2 separate regions of the Homo sapiens genome follow, and region 2 is linked to region 1. A link is a loop called in an ENCODE intact Hi-C map of the cell type or tissue named here. Cell type or tissue: left ventricle myocardium inferior. All regions are shown on one strand. Each heading gives the region's core, and the rest is flanking DNA. Links, peaks and the distances in the headings are about the cores only.

Region 1 (5,382 bases), core at 242-5,241:
GGCGTAGAAAGGCGCCTGTCAGGAGGCCCCAACAGGCGGGTCTCAGCACAGGGAGAGTAAGCCTCCAAAGGAGTGAGTCCTCCATCAGGGCTGGCTGGGTTCTGTACCATCATGTGCCTCAAGAGGGTGCACTCTGACAGCTCCAGTTTCAAACCACATGCACTAAGGCTGAGGGAGGACTCAGGTGGGTGCTGCTCTCAGATCCCCCTGGATCTCGCACCTTGCTGTGCGCCCCTCTCCTGGCTTCACTGTGCTTTCACCCTAATGACTGGCATGTTTTCCACTTCTGGACTTCAGACCCTTCACAGGGGGTGTCAGTTAATGGGTCCTGGACAGGACTGAACGCTAGGAAAGAGTCTTGGCCATTTCCCAGAGCTTGAGCCAGACCTCCAGAATTCTCTCTGGCCCATCATTCATGTATTTCCAGCCTTCCCTAATCCCCCCGCCTTCTGCTGATCCCATCCCCCAACTGCCTGTCTGCCAATCAGTGAATCATATGTATGTTGCCTTCTACATGACAATGGGCACAAAATAGTTAAATCAGGAACCCGATGCCCCCCTCACACACCCTCTTCCTTGCCCTCAGCTGCTAGAGCCTGGAGGCACATTGAGTGGTATCACACAGACAGTGCCATCAGGCCTGCGTTTTGCCCCAGACCCAGAAAGAAGCCTCTCCTACCCTAACGTTGTTTTAAGTGCACCATTCATTATAGATTGTAGCGGCAAAGAACACGGGGCAGGGCAAGGGACCCAACATCAAGACCCCAGAAACAGGCTGAGGGCTCAGGCTCAGGAAGGAGAGGCCAGGGAATGAGAGAGGGTGAGAAAATGAGAGGAGATAGAGCCGGAGAGCCAGAGGGAGAATAAGCACAGGCCATGCAGCCCCTCCACCCTCCCATCCCTCCACACTGGCAATCAGTCTTCTACAGAGCACTCACGCCAGCAACGCCACACTCCTTCATTCAAAAACCAACACGATGGGTCGTGCGCAGTGGCTCACACCTGTAATCCCAGCACTTTGGGAGACTGAGGTGGGAGGATCACCTGAGGTCAGGAGTTTGAGACCAGCCTGGCCAGCATGGTGAAACCCCATCTCTACTAAAAATACAAAAATTAGCCAGGCATGGTGGCACATGCCTGTAATCCCAGCCACTCAGAAGCCTGAGGCAAGAGAATCACCTGAGCTTGGGAGGCAGAGGTTGCAGTGAGCTGAGATCATGCCACTGCACTCCAGCCTGGGCAACAGAGTGAGACTCTGTCTCAAAACAAAAAACAGACATGACTGCCTACTGAGCCCATAACAATCAATAAGAGTCGATATTTAGAGATTTTACTTTGAACATCTGCAAATACAAAGATAATGAGCTAATTGTCAAAAATCAAAATAACTAGATACAAAAGGAGTCCAAAATCAAATTACACTGGCTGCCTCTTAGTCCATTGGCTAAGGATAGCAAGTCACCTTAGAGTCCTTGGGGAAACCTTATTAGTTATGCAAATTAAGGCTTTTTTTTTTTTTTTTAAGAGATGGAGTCTCGCTATGTCACCCAGGCTGGAGTGCAGTAGCACGATCTGGGCTCACTGCAACCTCCACCTCCCCGGTTCAAGGGATTCTCCCGCCTCAGCCGCTCGAGTAGCTGGGACTACAGGTGTGTGCCATTACGCCCGGCTAATTTCTGTATTTTTAGTAGAGATGGGTTTTCGCCATGTTGGCCAGGCTGGTCTCAAACTCCTGACCTCAGGCAATCCTCCCGCCTTGGCCTCCCAAAGAGCTGGGATTACAGGCATGAGCCACCACACCTGGCCTATATTATTTTTACATATACACATAGTGGCAGAGGATGTTAAGGCCCCCAGGGATATAAGGCGTTTAATACCTTATTGCTGATGCCCTGGAGGAGTGTAACAGGATTTTGTGGTGCTGTGAAGGCATGCTCCTGCCTGAGGCCCCTACATCTGCAGAACCTGGAAAAGGGTTGGACAGTTTGCGGTAGGAGCTGGAGTCTTCTGGGAGCAAAGGGTCTAACATCCAGACTTGGGGCCAAGAAAGTTGTCAGGGCAGACAGGTCTGTGGGCAGGAAAGCCTAATTGAGGGTGTGGACCCAAGCTCTAACCAAATATCTGAGGTCTGGGACCTGAGGGTTTGTGAGGGAAGAACTGGACCTGGCAGGGCCCTTGGCTAGAGCCTGTGCCTGGTTCTGAGGGTAACAGCTGAGCAAGTGAGAATCAACTGAGTCAATAACTTTAATGAGAGCGTGAGAATTCTCACTGCAGAGGGCAAGCATCTATCTGTCCAGGACCAGACTTTGACAGGGATGCGCTGGCAGTGATCACAGCTTGGTGCCCAGAGGTAAATCCTCTGTCATGGCAGAACAGTGCTTTGAGGGGCGATTCTCATGACCCTGGTAGTAGAAGCTCGTCGGGACTCATGCAAGTGAGTAGAAACACTAAACCAAGAGGATAGAATTTTTATTCCAAACTGACGGTGTGTTTCAAAAAAAAAAATCTTAAAACAAAAACAAAACAACGTTCCAGTCTAAACTAGAATGAGCAGTGGGAGAGTTTGGCAGAACCTCTAGGAAGACAGGAAAGGCTATTCTGTTAACAACCCTCTCTAGGGTGTCTACCAGCACCACCCCCAACTGCCAACAGAGGACCCTCCACTGAGATCTCATTCCGGTGCCCGCCCAGTCTTCCTTTCCTCTTTGGTCAACTTTGTAAAGCCCTGGAGTGAAGAGCTCCTCCATATAAGGGGTCCAGAGTAGCAGCCCTATGGCCATCTCACCAAGGGTTGGCTCTGCCTGGGGGAGCACTGCCTTCCACTACAGGACTCGGGACAAATGCTAATCCACCCATCCACTGGCCTCCCTTGTACCTCCGGGAAAAGGACCAATCCATTGTTGCTGAGAACAGACAGAGATGCCTGGCACTCCTATGACAGTCCTTGGTTCCTGGCCGTCTCTCCCCTCACCCCTCTTTGTCCCTAGGAAGCGACATCCCTGTTGCGCCCGGCCTCGCAATCCACATAGGAATCCACATCCACAGCCTGCCGAGCAAGCATCACTCGGCCTGCATTACTCTCCATAATAATCTCATATATCAAAGCTGGGAGAGACTCCGGCTCTGCATATGAGCGACTCTGTTCGACGCTGAATATCATTATCAGAAGCCCCTCGCTCCCTCGGCTTCGTATGCAAACTCCTGAGCTCCCAGGAGTCCTTCCCGAAGAAAGTGCCCTGCACGACGGACATTTGTTATTTTGCCGGAGAGGACGCTAAGGCTCCGCTGGGACCCAACCAAATCAACCGTAGCCTGCAGTTGACCAACCAAGACCTACATTGTCACCTAGTGGCGTCTCCGGGAACTACAGCTGGCTCCGGAGGGCTCTGCCAAAGCCGCGTTCAGAGACGCCAAACAATGCCACTGACGCTGCTGTCTCCAAGTATCCGGGAAGAGGACGGAGTGGGAAACAAATTTTTGTTTTCACCAGCTCTTTGGTGATAGACAAACCAACAATTCGTGTTCAAATATATTAACTTAGCAAAGAGAAGGAGAAATTGAAATCATAGCTCTTTCATCCATCTCAGGATAAAGCCAGGTCATGAAGAAAAGGAAAAGAGGAATAGATAGCATAGATATACAAAATATATAGATGCACAAATTTTTCAAGCAGTGTAGGGTGTACATAATATAACTTTTTTATTGTTCCATTATACAGTTTTACCTTTATTTGGAATCTCCAATCCTCATAATGGCAGAAAATTAGTCATGGTCATTTCCGGGTAAATTCAGGCATTTTATATGTAAGTTTAGTTAATTAACAAGTGTTCTTTTTCTTACCCTGGCTCCTAGGCTTAGAGATCTACCTCATATCTCAGTCTCAGGGAGAGGTGTCTGCTCCCCAGACCTCCAAGTGGAAGTTTGTCGCTGACACTTCTGCACCTGAGTCCCCAAACTCTATCTGGAGAATTCGATAATACCCTCCAATACTTCTTTACATCTAATCGCCAGAGGAGGACACAGGGATATCCCTTCTTGGAGACCATGACTGCTTTTCTCATTACTTCCTCCCCATTTCACCTCTTCCCTCAACTCAGCTTTATCTAATCTGGGGTTGGGAAGAGGGGGAAAAAAACTGATTGAGCCAATATACAGTTTGCTCAGTTTTTTTTCTATCTTATATCTGGGTTGAGAACTTTTATCTTAAAACTCAAGAATTTGGCATATTCTTCACTGATTCCACTGTGACAGCTTCCATAACCAATGGATATCTTGCATCTACTTCCCCAAATGGTGGTTGGAGGAGGAATCCAGAGAAAAGGGAGTGTGGGATGGGAGGACCATAACTGGTGAAACCTCACATATTATCCCAGCTATGAGAGACAGAGGATGTGAAGGACACAAACCAAATATTAACAGAGTTCACACCCAGGGCATAAGACCAAGAGAAAGAAGGGAGAAGCTTTTGGTTTTACATCTTTCCATATTGCTTACATTGTTTTTACAATAAACATGTATTTTTTTGGAAATGGATTTAATTAGTCTAAAGATTAGAGGTTAAGGATGGATGCAATGGCTCACATCTGTAATCCCAGCACTTTGGAAGGCTAAGGTGGAAGGATTGCTTGAGCCCAGGAGTTTGAGACCAGCCTGGGCAATATAGTGAGATCCCACCTCTACAATAAATTTAAAAATTAGACAGGCATGGTGGCGCGCACCTGTAGTCCCAGCTACCTGGAGGCTGAGCTGGGAGGTCAAGGCTGAAGAGGGCCGTGATTGTGCCACTATACTTCAGCCTGCAGCCTGACATATCAAGACCCTGTCTCAAGAAAAAAAAAATATTAGAGGTTGGGAGATTAACAACACCTTATTTCCCCTCCTCTTCTTGCAATCATAGCCTGTGAAAGCTGTGCCACAGAACAGCAAGTAGAGTATGTCCCAGGAGATGAGGCACTGCTGTCTCCACACTCGTCACCCTGTCCCCATCATTGCCTCTTCTAGAAGACTGGAGTCAGCAGGGCCCCAGTCATGGAGCCAGGTTCCAGTGCTTGGGAAATCCTGAAATAAGTGCCTGCCGTGTGCTGTGCCATGTGTCTGAGCCCTAAATAACAAGTGTCTTGTGATCATCTGAAGCTGCCTGAGGACCAGAAGCAGCAGAAAGTCTTTTCTTTCTTTCTTTCTTTCTTTCTTTCTTTTTTTTTAATTTAATGGAAGAAAAGTCCAGCTTAATAACTTTAATGGAGAAAGAAGGAAGCAGTAGAAATTTGTGGAGACTCCAATCACATGTCCTCCACTCTGCTACCCTGGGCCCAAAATAAGGGAGGAGACACTCAGAGCCAGGTGTTTCCCTTGATGGGAATGTGATCAGGTGTGACATGGGCT
Region 2 (5,382 bases), core at 230-5,229, 920 kb before region 1:
AGTTAATAAACAAAGAATGGTATGTTTAGGATGCCATCCCTTTGCAGTCCTCAACGAATATACGAAGGTAGGCAATAATCCTTAATGTCTGCTAAAGCCTCCTGATTTGATGCCTTGGGAAGTACACGCTACCACCTATGAAATATTCTAGCCAAAAATTTAAAACTTTATTGAATCAGATTTCAGCATCTAAATAACAGTGTATAGGAAGCACTGGAAACCAAGGAACATGTTAAATGACCCCATGGGGATGGAACCAGTAAAATCCAGACCGTGGGAAATTCCACATGAGGAACAGCAGGCTTTTTCAACAAATAATTAGCAAGGAGAAAAAAAACAAAAACAAAAGGGAGTAAAATCTATAGATTGAAGGATACGTAAAAGACATACAAGCCAAATACAATAACCAGAGCTTGTTTGGAATCCTGATTCAAACAAACTGTATAAAAATTATAAAGGAATTATTTTTAGTTGTTTTAGTTGCAATGATAGAATTGCTGTTTGGTTAAAAAAGAGAGATGCATATCTTTTAGAGATATATACTAAAGTATTTATAGATGAAATGTATGATATATTTTGCTTCGAAATATTCCAGGATGATCAAATGCTGATAATGGTTGAAGCTGGATGATAGGTACATAAAGGCTCATCAGACTCCCTTCTCTACTTTTGTGTATATTTGAATTTTCCTGTAATTAAAAAAATACATCTAAGGTTTTAAATTAACCTCTCAGTAGTAATTCAGCTGTATCCTACTAGTTTTCCAGGTAGTACTTTTATTGTTGTTTAGTTCTAAACAGTTTTTTCATTTCCGTCTTGAATTTCCTCTTTAAACAATAAATTTAGTGATGCATTTGTATATATGCGCACTTTACATATTTTAATATTATATATTTTAAATGTTATCAACTGATTGTTCATTTCTGATTTAATTGTATTATATCAAAAATTATCTTCATTGCATTGATTTTATTTTATTAAAATCATTATTTATTTATTTAATATAAATAAATTATAATATAAATACAATATAAATTATAATACAAATTATATAATATCAATTATATAATATATAATTATATATTATATTATATAATTATATAATATATAATATATAATTATATATTATATTATATAATATAATATATAATTATATATAATATATTATATATAAATACAATATAAATTATAAATAATCATTTATTTAAATCAATTCATTGCATTGATTTTGAAATTACTTGAGACTTCCTTTGTTATCTAATATAAGGTCAATGCCAAGTTAAAAAAAATTTTTAAAGGAAATGTTGCATTTAAATCTGTGAAAAAATATGTATTATTTATTTTGTGGGTTCAAAATCCTTCTTTATATTGATTAGATCAACTTGCTAATTTTGTTTTTCTTTATTCTTATAATATTTTAATTTGCTCGATCTATTGTTTTTGATAGAGCTGTGTTAACATTTCCAGGTGTGATTGTAGATTCTTTAACTTTGTTTGCAATTTCATAACTTTTTATGCTTATTGAGCCTATGTAGTTGGTTTTCATTTTATTTCTTAAGTCTGTTCTGGTTATCTAGGTAGCATATCTGTGTGGCATAACACAACCACCACTTTTGTTACGCTCATGGATTCTGAGTCAAGAATTTGAGCAGAGAACAGCAGAAATGGTTTCTTTCTGCTCCACCGTGTGTGGGGCTTCAGTTGGGAAGATGCAAATTGCTAGAGGTGTTCTTAGTGGGTGGACACTGGAACCATCTGGAGACTTCTTCACTTGCATGTCTTGCATGTCTAGGACCTTACCTGGAGAGATTCAAAGGCTGAATCTGATGTCCAGGGCACCTCCACACGCCACCCCCCTCACCAAGGTCTTGGCCTTCTCACAACGTGGCAGCTGCCTTCTGAAGGAGCACCCCAGAGGGTGTATCTGGAGGGGAAGAATTCCAAGAGACCAAGGCAGAGGTTGTAAGGTTTCTTCTGACCTTGCCCCTTGGAAGTTTCCTAGTATTACTGCTGCTGCATCTTACTGGTTTGGAAAACAAAATCTGCCTCAGAGCCCATGTCGTTGGGTGCATATTTGCAGCTCTTATTCTCTTTATGTCTCTGTTTCTCTCTTTTTTTTCCCCCTCTATATATGGATGTTGTTTGAATATGCCTTTTATTATTATGTTGTGCTCCTTTTTGTTTCTATTAGTCTTAAACATCTTGTTGAATTGAACCCTTTACCATTATGGAATGTCTTTCTTTGTCTTTTTTGATCTTTGTTGGTTTAAAGTCTGTTTTGTCAGAGACTAGGACTGCAACCTCTGCTTTTTTCTGTTTTCCATTTGCTTGCTAAATTTTCCTCCATCCCTTTATTTTGAGCCTGTGTGTATCTTTGCACATGAGATGGGTCTGTTGAATACAGCACATTGATGGGTCTTGACTCTTTATCCAGCCTACCATTCTGTGTCTTTTAATTGGGGCATTTAGCTATCCTAAATATATATGCACACAATACAGGAGCACCCAGATTCATAAAGCAAATTCTTAGAGACTTACAAAGAAACTTAGACTCCCACACAATAATAGTAGGAGACTTTAACACCCCACTGTCAATATTAGACAGATCATTGAGACAGAAAATTAACAAAGATATACAGGACATGAACTCAGCTCTGGACCAAGTGGACCTGATAGATATCTACAGAACTTTCCACAGAAAAACAACATAATATACATTCTTCTTGGTGTCACATGGCACTTAGTCTGAAATTGATCATATAATTGAAGTAAAACACTCCTCAGAAAATGCAGAAGAACTGAAATAATAACAAACAGTCTCTCAGATTACAGCACAATCAAATTAGAACTCAAAATTAAGAAACTCACTCAAAACCGCACAACCACATGGAAATTGAGCAACCTGCTCCTGAATAACTCCTGGGAAATAATAAAATTAAGGCAGAAGTCAAGAAGTTCTTTGAAACTAATGAGAACAAAGAGACAATGTATCAGAATATCTGGAATGCAGCTAAAGCAGTGTTAAGAGGGAAATTTATAGCACTAAATGCCCACATCAAAAAACTAGAAAGATCTCAAATCGACATCCTGACATCATAACTAAAAGAACTATAGAATGAAGAGCAAACAAACCCCAAAGCTAGCAGAGGACAAGAAATAACCAAGATCAGAGCAGAACTGAAGGAGATAAAGACATGAAAACCCTTCAAAAAATCAATGAATCCAGGGGCTGGTTTTTTGAAAAAAATTAATAAAATAGATAGACCAGTAGTTAGACTAATAAAGAAGAAAAGAGAAAAGAATCAAATAAACACAATTAGAAATGATAAAGGGGATATCATCACTGACCCACAGAAATACAAACAACCATCATAGAATACTATAAACACTTCTATGCAAATAATCTAGAAAATCTAGAAGAAATGAATAAATTCCTGGATGTATACACTCTCCCAAGACTGAAACAAGAAGTTGTTGAATCCCTGAATAGACCAATAATGAGTTCTGAAATTGAGGCAGTAATAAATAGCCTACCTACCAAAAAAAAGCCCAGGGCCAGATTGATTTATAGCTGAATTCTACCAGAGATACAAAGAGGAGCTGATACGATTTATTCTGAAACTATTCAAACAATTGAAAAGGAGGGACTCCTCCCTAACTCATTTTATGAGGCCAGCATCATCCTGATACCAAAACCTGGTGGAGATACAACAAAAAAAGAAAACTTCTGGCCAATATCCCTGATTAATATCAATGCAAAAATCCCCAATAAAATACTGGCAAACTGAATCGACCAGCACATCAAAAAGCTTATCCACCATGATCAAGCTGGCTTCATCCTCAGGATGCAAGATTGGTTCAACATATACACATCAATTAATATGATTCATCACAGAAACAGAACTAAAGACAAAAACCACATGATTATCTCAATAGAAGCAGTAAAGGCCTTCAATAAAATTCAACATCTGTTCAGGTTTAAAACTCTCAGTAAACTAGATATTGAAGCAACATACCTCAAAATAATAAGCCATTTATGACAAACTACAGGCAACATCATACTGAATGGGCAACAGCTGGAAGCATTCCCCTTGAAAACTGGCACAAGACAAGGATGCCCTCTCTCACCACTCCTATTCAACATAGTATTGGAAGTTCTGGCCAGGGCAATCAGGAAAGAGAAAGAAATAAAGGGTATTCAAAGAGGAAGAGAGGAAGTCAATTGTCTTTGTTTGCAGATGACACAATCCTATATCTAGAAAGCCCCATCGTCTCAGCCCCAAAGCTTCTTAAACTGATAAGCAATTTCAACAAAGTCGAATGATACAAAATCAATGTGCGAAAATCACAAGATATACACCTATATTCCTATACACCAACAACAGACAAGCATAGAACTAAATTATAAATGAACTCCCATTCATAATCGTTACAAAGAGAATAAAATACCTAGGAGTACAGGGAAGTAAAGAAACTTTTCAAGGAGAACTACAAACCACTGCGCAAGGAAATCAGATGGGATGCAAACAAATGGAAAAACATTCAATGTTCCTGGATAGGAAGAATCAATATCGTGAAAATGGCTATACTGCTTAAAGTAATGTATAGATTCAATGCTATTCCCATTAAACTACCATTGACATTCTTCACAGAATTAAAAAAAAACTATCTAAAAAATCATGTGGAATCAAAAAATGGCCTATATAGCCAAGGCAATCCTAAGCAAAAAGAATAAAGCTGGAGGCATCATACTACCTGACTTCAAACTATACTACAAGGCTACAGTAACAAAAACAGCATGATACTGGTACCAAAACAGACATATAGGCCAATGGAACAGAAGAATAGAGAGCTGAGAAATAAGATGGCATATCTACGACAATCTGATCTTTGATAAACCTGACAAAAACAAGCAATAGGGAAAGGATTCCCTATTAATTAAATGCTGCTGGGATACTTGGCTAGCCATATGCAGAAAATTGAAACTGGACCACTTCCTTACACCTTATACAAAAATTAACTCAAGATGGACTAAAGATTTAAATGTAAAACCCAAAACTATAGAAACCCTAGAAGAAAATCTAGGCAATACCATTCAGGACATAGACACAGGCACAGATCTCATAACAAAAACACCAAAAGCAATTGACCAAAGCAAAAATTGACAAATGGGATCTAATTAAACTAAAGAGCTTCTGCACAGCAAAAGAAACTATCATCAGAGTGAACAGGCAACCTATCGAAAGGGAGAAAATTTTTGCAATCTGACCATCTGACAAAGGTCTAATATCCAGAGTCTACAAGAAATTTAAACAAATTTATAAGAAAAAACCCATTAAAAAGTGGACAAATGACATAAACAGACACTTCTCAAAAGAAGAT

What was found. A loop is a pair of places that touch in the nucleus more often than their neighbours do. Peaks named below come from ENCODE experiments on the same cell type or tissue, not always from the same donor. Only the 100,000 strongest peaks of a DNase experiment are listed, where the experiment ranks them.
Region 2: a loop joins it to region 1, with 4 times the contacts of the local background. A loop is called at or near these places in 43 of 110 quality-filtered maps.

The regions. Positions count from the first base shown.
Region 1 is chr3:137,030,578-137,035,959 of GRCh38, reverse strand. No RefSeq gene overlaps it. Among named protein-coding and RNA genes, the nearest start is that of IL20RB-AS1, 51 kb to the right of the region's middle. RefSeq lists enhancers at 3,162-3,231, 2,714-3,580. In left ventricle myocardium inferior, for the core only: CTCF peaks have their summits at 3,147 and 3,355 (motif pointing left); a DNase peak (open chromatin) is centred at 3,349; H3K4me3 peaks cover 976 bases; H3K27me3 peaks cover 1,680 bases.
Region 2 is chr3:137,952,527-137,957,908 of GRCh38, reverse strand. No RefSeq gene overlaps it. Among named protein-coding and RNA genes, the nearest start is that of CLDN18, 55 kb to the left of the region's middle. In left ventricle myocardium inferior, for the core only: no CTCF peak of the experiment used is centred there; no DNase peak of the experiment used is centred there; H3K27me3 peaks cover 674 bases.